2 separate regions of the Homo sapiens genome follow, and region 2 is linked to region 1. The links are chromatin contacts, found by Hi-C or POLR2A ChIA-PET in ENCODE. All regions are on one chromosome and are shown on one strand. The core of a region is the stretch at or near the end of the contact, and the rest is flanking DNA. Distances in the headings are between cores, read along the strand shown. Region 1 overlaps RAPGEF2 (Rap guanine nucleotide exchange factor 2). Region 2 overlaps SPMIP2 (sperm microtubule inner protein 2).

Evidence for each region. Hi-C counts contacts between places; a loop is a spot of excess contacts on that map. ChIA-PET counts read pairs that join two places held with the same protein, here RNA polymerase II (POLR2A). Pooled maps may share reads with other maps.
Region 2: a loop to region 1 is called in a map of heart right ventricle, with 2.6 times the contacts of the local background. The contact joins two enhancer-like sites. A Hi-C loop is called at or near these places in 16 of 168 maps with a recorded cell type or tissue (A673, Caco-2, GM12878 and 12 more), 37 of 37 single-sample maps with no recorded cell type and 18 of 50 pooled maps. POLR2A ChIA-PET finds 5 or more read pairs at or near these places in 2 of 52 experiments (K562 and activated T-cell).

Annotation. Positions count from the first base shown.
Region 1 is chr4:159,173,272-159,177,049 of GRCh38, reverse strand. All of the region lies in intron 1 of RAPGEF2 (Rap guanine nucleotide exchange factor 2), which reads right to left. Among named protein-coding and RNA genes, the nearest start is that of MIR3688-1, 46 kb to the right of the region's middle. RefSeq lists an enhancer at 932-1,664. Within about 2 kb of position 1,654, at least 14 of the 41 ENCODE cell types and tissues checked have a DNase peak (open chromatin) inside an H3K27ac peak, as active enhancers do; they include heart right ventricle, where a contact is called at or near this core.
Region 2 is chr4:159,008,670-159,012,134 of GRCh38, reverse strand. The region is part of intron 1 of SPMIP2 (sperm microtubule inner protein 2); the gene reads left to right. Among named protein-coding and RNA genes, the nearest start is that of SPMIP2, 25 kb to the left of the region's middle. Within about 2 kb of position 1,379, at least 8 of the 41 ENCODE cell types and tissues checked have a DNase peak (open chromatin) inside an H3K27ac peak, as active enhancers do; they include heart right ventricle, where a contact is called at or near this core.

The sequences.
Region 1 (3,778 bases), core at 405-2,904:
GATTGAGAAAGAGGAGAATGGGGAAATTTTCCAATTTGAAAACAGCCACTTAATTTTTCCTCCAAGAAAGATTGGCTAGGAACATATTTAAGACTGGCAGAGCTGGACAACAAACTGTAAGTATTTTCCTCTCTAATGTAAGTTTACCTTCCATAGCTCAAGACTGTTTTACAACACTTAAAATGAAGTCGTTAAAAAAAATTCTGCATGCATTCCATTAACATTTGGACCTACAGACTTTCTACCTTTAAAACATTCCTTATAATATTTACACTTCACTCTTAACATTGTTTAAAATTACAAGAGGTTTCCCACAAGTTTCAGGTCACATTGGAGTTACTGAAACTGACTTTGAAGACCTAATTTAATTTAGCACCGTTCTTGGATATTTTTTCATCTGTGGATGGTATTAGAAAACAAATTAAAATTTTGTATATATTTTCTTCCAAAATATATCCACACAACTGAAGTATTATTTGAAAAAAACCTGTTATATTGAAGTAATTCAATATAACACATCAGTAGCATATTGTCAGGTTAAACCTTTTTAACATTTTTTTGCAGTATTTCCCAAAATATGCCCCACAGTACCTTGTCCTATACAACATTGTATAGCATATATTTCTGCCAGGTTCACAAACTACATTAAAGTTCATGCAGGAGAGGGACTAATAACTTTACCCACGAATTTCCCAAACAAGGCTAATGCTGTCTTTGAGGTGGGGGCGGAGGGTGCCTGTTACCTCCAGAGCACGTATCTGCTAACACTGTGTCAAGCACACCATGTTCAAACCACCTCGTTCCAAGGCTCCCCACACTGGAATGAAACCCAAACACCAACAACCTCTTGTACCCTTTCCACATGATGACCAGCAGTCTTTGGGTACAGCCTAACACAAAGTCCCTCCAAACACTCTTCCATCCTCCTCTGCTCCAAGACCCCATTTAACACTGGCAGTGAACACTTCCTTTCTGAGCCTCTAAAGTTCTTACCACCTTGACCATTCACATTAGGGCCTTCACATGTGCTCTATGTGGGCACTTTAATAGGTTTGTATTTTATGTCCTCGATCAGAGAAGCACCTTGAACAAAGACACTCGTCTTCTCTTACATCTCTTTCTCAGCTCTGCATCTAGCAACGAACGGTGGATGTGCTGGGTGCAAAGAAAGAAAAGGGCAACATTCCTGCAGGGGTGGTGGTATGCATGATCTTAAGCACTCCCTGAGAACAGGGAGAGAAAGAAATGCAGGAAATGTGTTTTCAATCTGTGTGTTACGGCTTCAGAAAACTCACACCTATACAGGCTGAAATAATTCTGTAAATAACCACAAGGTGGCAGACTGGACCAACCGTCCTTCCTAGAACCCAAAAGCAGTCGCCGGTCTCGCAAGTGAGTCAACACAGAGATGGGGGTTTAAAGCATTCCTGAAGATCATCTTAAAGAATATGATGATTCCTTTCTCTTTATGTCCCTGACGAAAAGGGGCAGGAAGTCGGGAACAAGTCCATCAGCACTCCTATTAAAACTGTTTAACTTCTATCATCCTTAGCAGGGAAATGTTTATTTTAAAACAGCCTCCCCAGATCTTTGTAAAGCACCAGAGCAAATAAAACAAAAATGTCATATCACCAGCCTGCTGAGGTGCTTTGTGCATCCGAGTGACTCATACCCCAGAGTTACATCATCACATACTTTTGAACAATGTAAGAAAAAAAATCCATAGCAGAGTGTATGGTTTTCAAAAAAAAAATTATTATTTTAGAGTTACAATAATTACTTTAACCCTAAATCATATGAAGGCAAAATACTGTTTCTGAACTTACTAATTTACACCCAAAAGAAAAACAATCTCCTAGGATTGTGATTTCATTCAAATTCACATCAAAGCCCAGGAAAACCTGATAATGACATTACTGGTCATTGCTGATAAGGCCCTCGTATATTTCTTCAGCCTCGGATTCCTAAACATTATAAGACACATGTATGGCTTAAACTTTATTAAGACATATGTATGGCTGAGTGCAGCCATATATGTAATCCCCACAAATGGCTTGAGTCCAAGTTTGAAACCAACATGGGAAACACAGTGAGACCCATCTCTATAGAGAAAAAAGAAAACAAAATTAGCCAGGTGTGGTGACGAGCACCTGTGGTCCCAGTTACTGGAGAAGCTGAGGTAGGAGAATCACTTGAGCCCGGGAAGTTAAGGCTACAGTGTGCTGTCACTGTGCCAATGCACTCCATTCTGGGCAACAGAGCAAGACCCTATCTCAAAAAAAAAAAAAAGAAAGAAAGAAAAGACATGTATGAAGAATGCTAGAAGTAAATTATAAAGACTCAAGTCATTCCCTGTTTGTCTAAAACTTCTTCAGGTTTCTTTTCCAGAGGAAAAAAATAAACAAATCAATCAAAAAACTTCCTCAAGTGTTTTCCACTGAAAAAGGCATGCTTTTTTAGACTGAGTTTTTGAACAATTCCTAAACTTGAGACAAAGGTGATTAGTAATTACCTCATTAATTAGCCATAAAAATTACAAAACAGACTTGTAAATTACAACAAAACACTCTTTTATCCCATTCGTCTTCTAATTCAAGTTGGTGTCAGGGAGCCCCAGAGCAGTCAAGTGTCAAGGGACAAGAGCTGAAGAAGGTACCAAGTACTTCATAAATTTTAAGGGACAGATGAAGTATCATCTATAATCTGCATTCTCAAAGAGTTTATCTCTCATTGAAGAAAACACAAGGGTTAAATGATATAGTCACAACAGAAGTCACAGGCAGTTTTTATGATTACCAACTGGGTGTTATGTTTAGCAACCTAAAATGCATACTATGCACCATGTTAATTGTCACGTCCCTGGGAAAAATGATCCCGTAAGCAAGTTTCACTTGTTAAGTTACGATTTTTCATTAGAAGAAGCAACAATTTAGTTTTCACCAAAAACTCATTTTGTTAACAAATAAGAAAAGAGAAAGTGTCCAAAATCAGTTCGCAATTCCTGTTTTCAAGAGTCAGTATAAATATTTCCCCTTCAGAACAATGTATTACACCACCAAGCCTACAGCTTCCCAGAATTGCCATCTCTTAGGCAGCAAAAATACATTTAACAAAAGATATCTTCATTTTAAAAGTATCTTATTTTAATAGACTCTCAGACTGCAATATTTGTAGTCAAATTTTAATTTACATGTGTAGATTAACATACTATATTTGCACTGGTTTTTTCCATCAAAAGTTAGCAGGCTGTGAATGATTACATTTAACATTTAAGTAAAACAACCAAAAACAGAAATCAGCTGCGTATACACACAGAGAACAGAGGCACAGACATACACTCTCTCTCTAATAAAATGATTCCTGAACTATCTTCAATTTCAATTAAAAAATAACATCAACCAAACACCTTCCCCACAAATTCTCCTCTATCAGTAGAGTTAAAACCTTCAGCTTGGTGTTCAATTCATTTCCCAAATACAGTCTGGCTCCAGTTAAACCTCCTAGAAACCTTGTTGAGCTGGGGGTGGACAGACAGGGGCTGCTATACATCATTCCACTGAACTCCTATCTCCGCAACAAAGGGCCATAGAGTCTGCACAAATCACCCTCAGGAAACCTCAAGTTTCTAATACCAACCTAATTCCAGAGGCACTATCAACAGCACTCATTTTGAACATTCACTGTACAAATCTCAATAGTCCTACCACGGTAGAGTTTAGATAGTCTTAATAAAAGCAAAGCGGAATAGGTCACTGAGGACACCAGTTCTTTATTGCCT
Region 2 (3,465 bases), core at 130-2,629, 160 kb after region 1:
TAAATTTTTTCTTTATAATTATTTTCAATTTTTATAGATTTAAGAAGCCATTTGAGGAATAATTTTTTTTTTTTTTTTTGAGACAGAGTCTTGCTCTGTCACCCAGGCTGGAGTATAATCGTGTGATCTTGGCTCACTGCAACCTCTGCCTTCTGGGTTCAAGTGATTCTCCTGCCTCAGCCTCCTAAGTATTACAGGTGCACACCACCACGCCCAGCTAATTTTTGTATTTTTTTTAGTAGAGACGGGGTTTCACCATGTTGGCCAGGCTGGTCTCAAACTCCTTACCTCAGGTAATCCACCCACCCTGGCCTCCCAAAGTGCTGGGATTACAGGCATGAGCCACCAAGCCTGCTCAGAATAATTTTTTTTTTTTTTTTGGGATGGAGTTTCGATCTTGTTGCCCGGGCTGGAGTGCAATGGTGCAATCTTGGCTCAACACAACCTCCGCCTCCCAGGTTCAAGCGATTCTCCTGCCTCAGCCTCCCCTGTAGCTGGGATAACAGGCATGTGCCACCATGCCCGGCATGTATTTTTGTATTTTCAGTAGAGACAGGGTTTCTCCATGTTAGTCAGGATGGTCTTGAACTCCCGACCTCAGGTGAACCACCCCACCTTGGCCTCCCAAAGTGCTGGGATTACAGGCGTGAGCCACCGCGTCCAGCCAGAATAATTTTTATAAGCATTAATTAACCCAGAGAAAATTACAAAACCCTAAATGTTGTAATAGTTGTTTTCAGTATGGCATCACCACTCTCTAAATACTTCAATTAATCCCAGATCATGATAAAAGCTTTTAATTACTCTATACTATTCTTTAACTACCTCCTTTTGCACACATCAAAGAATGGGGATTTATATTTCAAATATTTAATACCCATTAGGCATTCTATATGTTCCCTAAGAATTATTTAGAATGATTACATTTTCATTTTTCAGGCTACTTCAGTTGAAAGACAGATTGAAGTAAAATTGGCAAGTGAAAGTCAATATTTAACTGGTACTTCACTTGGACATTTTATTCTAGTTTCAAGCTTTGAGGTAAATAATTGAGTGAGGGAGGGGAACAGGAATCAGCTCTGTTTTGTTCAACAGTTTCCTCAGGATTTTATACAAAGAGAGACATCATGTGGTTATGTTTGCTGAACATATAAACCTAGGAAGAAGAGAGAGTAAAATTCGATGACAATTTGGACTGTAAAAGATGTTACTATTTTAGAATTGGGTCTGAAACTCACAAAGTTATAATTTAATAGGACTAAATATGAAGCTTGCACTTAGAGTTTAAAAATCAACAATCCAAGTAGAGGATAGGTAAGACATTATGCAATAGGTTGGTGTGGAGCGTGGAGCTGACTGCAGACTGGAGATGTGCCCGGAGGTTAGCTCAGTTGCCAACAAAGCTGACACAATAACAGGCTGCATTAACAGAGAGCTGTGTTCCAGAAACAAACGCTGCCCCGATTGGGCCACATGGTAGCATTATTTTTGGTTATGCATGCCACATTTTAAGCCAGATGTTAATAAATTGAAGAGCATCAAGAGGCAGAGTGGTGCAGAGCCTGGGAATGTTGTTACATGAACGCCTGAAAGAAGTGGGGAAGCCTAATTTGCAAAAGAGCCTAAAGTGACCCTTTCCTGGGATCTCATGGGCTATTTCAATGAGACGGGGATTCTTTACCAGAATTCAGAATTCAGACTACTGTGTGACTGTTACAGGAAGGCAGATTTTAGTTCAATGTATGGAAGAATAATTAGACCTGTCCAAAAATAGAATGTGCTTTTGTTACTGGAAATATTTTGTCAGTTGGATGAACACGTGCTGTGAAGGGGAGCCCACATAGAGTGCAAGGTCATACCTGCTGACCTCTGAAGGCTGCACCTATCCAAAGCTCCCTTAGAACATCCTGGAAACCATGTATCTCTGCCAATACTGTGTACAGTATAACTGAATTTAGGGCTGTATTTATGTGATTTTCAAACAACCAACCAGCCATACAAAGTAGATTAACAACGTGTCCACTAATACATCAGGGCATATGTTTATTTCAGCACCGGGATTTTGCCCATGGTCTCTGCTGCAGAAGCAACCAGAAATCACAAGGAGTAGTTTTTGTTTTTTGTTTTTGTTTTTGTTTTTTTGTGACAAAGTCTCCTCTGTCATCCAGGCTGGAGCACAATGGCGCAATCAAAACTCACTGCAGCTTCGACCTCCCAACCTCCTGGACTCAAGTGATCCGCCCACCTCAGCCTCCCAAGTAGCTGGGACTATAGGCGTACACCACTGTGTCGGGCTAATTTTTGTAATTTTGCATTTTTTTTTATTAACAGAGATAAGGTTTTGCCATATTGTCCAGGCTAGTCTCAAACCCCTGGGCCCAAGGGATCTGCCCACCATGGCCTCCCTAAGTGCTAGGATTACAGGCATGAGTCACTAAGCCAAGCCAGTAGAACTCTTAACTAACCCTTATGAGAGCCTCTCAATAGCAACGGAAACATGGGGACATTTGAAGATAAGATTACCTTTCCATGCAAAAGAGCAGCAGCTTGGTGTCCTTTGTTGATTCTAGGAATATATAAATTGCAATTTCAGAGTCCATAATTAGATGCTTTGAAGAATGAGAATGCCAACATTGCTAGTCTTGGTACATTAATTAATAAATGTTAGAAGTTACTTGGCACTTCTTCCCCTTCAGAAACAACAGCAAGAGCATAGGGCAGGGGTCCTCAAACATGATGCATCAGAATCACTTGGAGGGATTGTTAAGACAGATTGCTAAGCCTCATTTTCATGGTTTCTGTTTTAGGAGATATAAGGTGGGCCCTGAGATTTTGCATTTTTAATAAGTTCCCCAATGATGCTTATGCTGTCGGTCAGGGGATCACATTTGCAGAACCATTGGTATAATGAATGAATGAACACTGTATGAGAAGCCATGCTATAATCATGCAAAGTATTTATTTGAGTGGTGTTTGGGAGCCTGTTTGTACCTTCTTGAGAGAACCAATTATTAGCATCTCTTTCCAACTTTGCATTCAGTGACATCACACAATAGTTTGACATTGACCATGTTGGAAATGTTTATACCACAGAAACTGGTAAATGCTAAAACCATAGCTTTTTCTCTTGAGAGCCCAATAAACCACTGCTATAGACTCAAAGCAGAATGAAAATATTGGATGATCGAATGTCTAATACAATGTTTCTCAAATTCACTTCATTCATGGTTTTACTTAATGCTGCTTGAGTCCTGGCTACATAACCACAGCAATATTTTTTCAATTATAATGTGTTAAAAGGGCTTAACAGGAATGGAATTCATGAAATGAAGTGTATTCTTGGATTTAAAAGACAATGCAATATTGTTTTATTTACTAATTATTTAAGAATAGTCAACATCTGATCCACTTTATAAATGTGTATTAAAATTATAACATGAAAATGAACATAGTGATCATTAAATA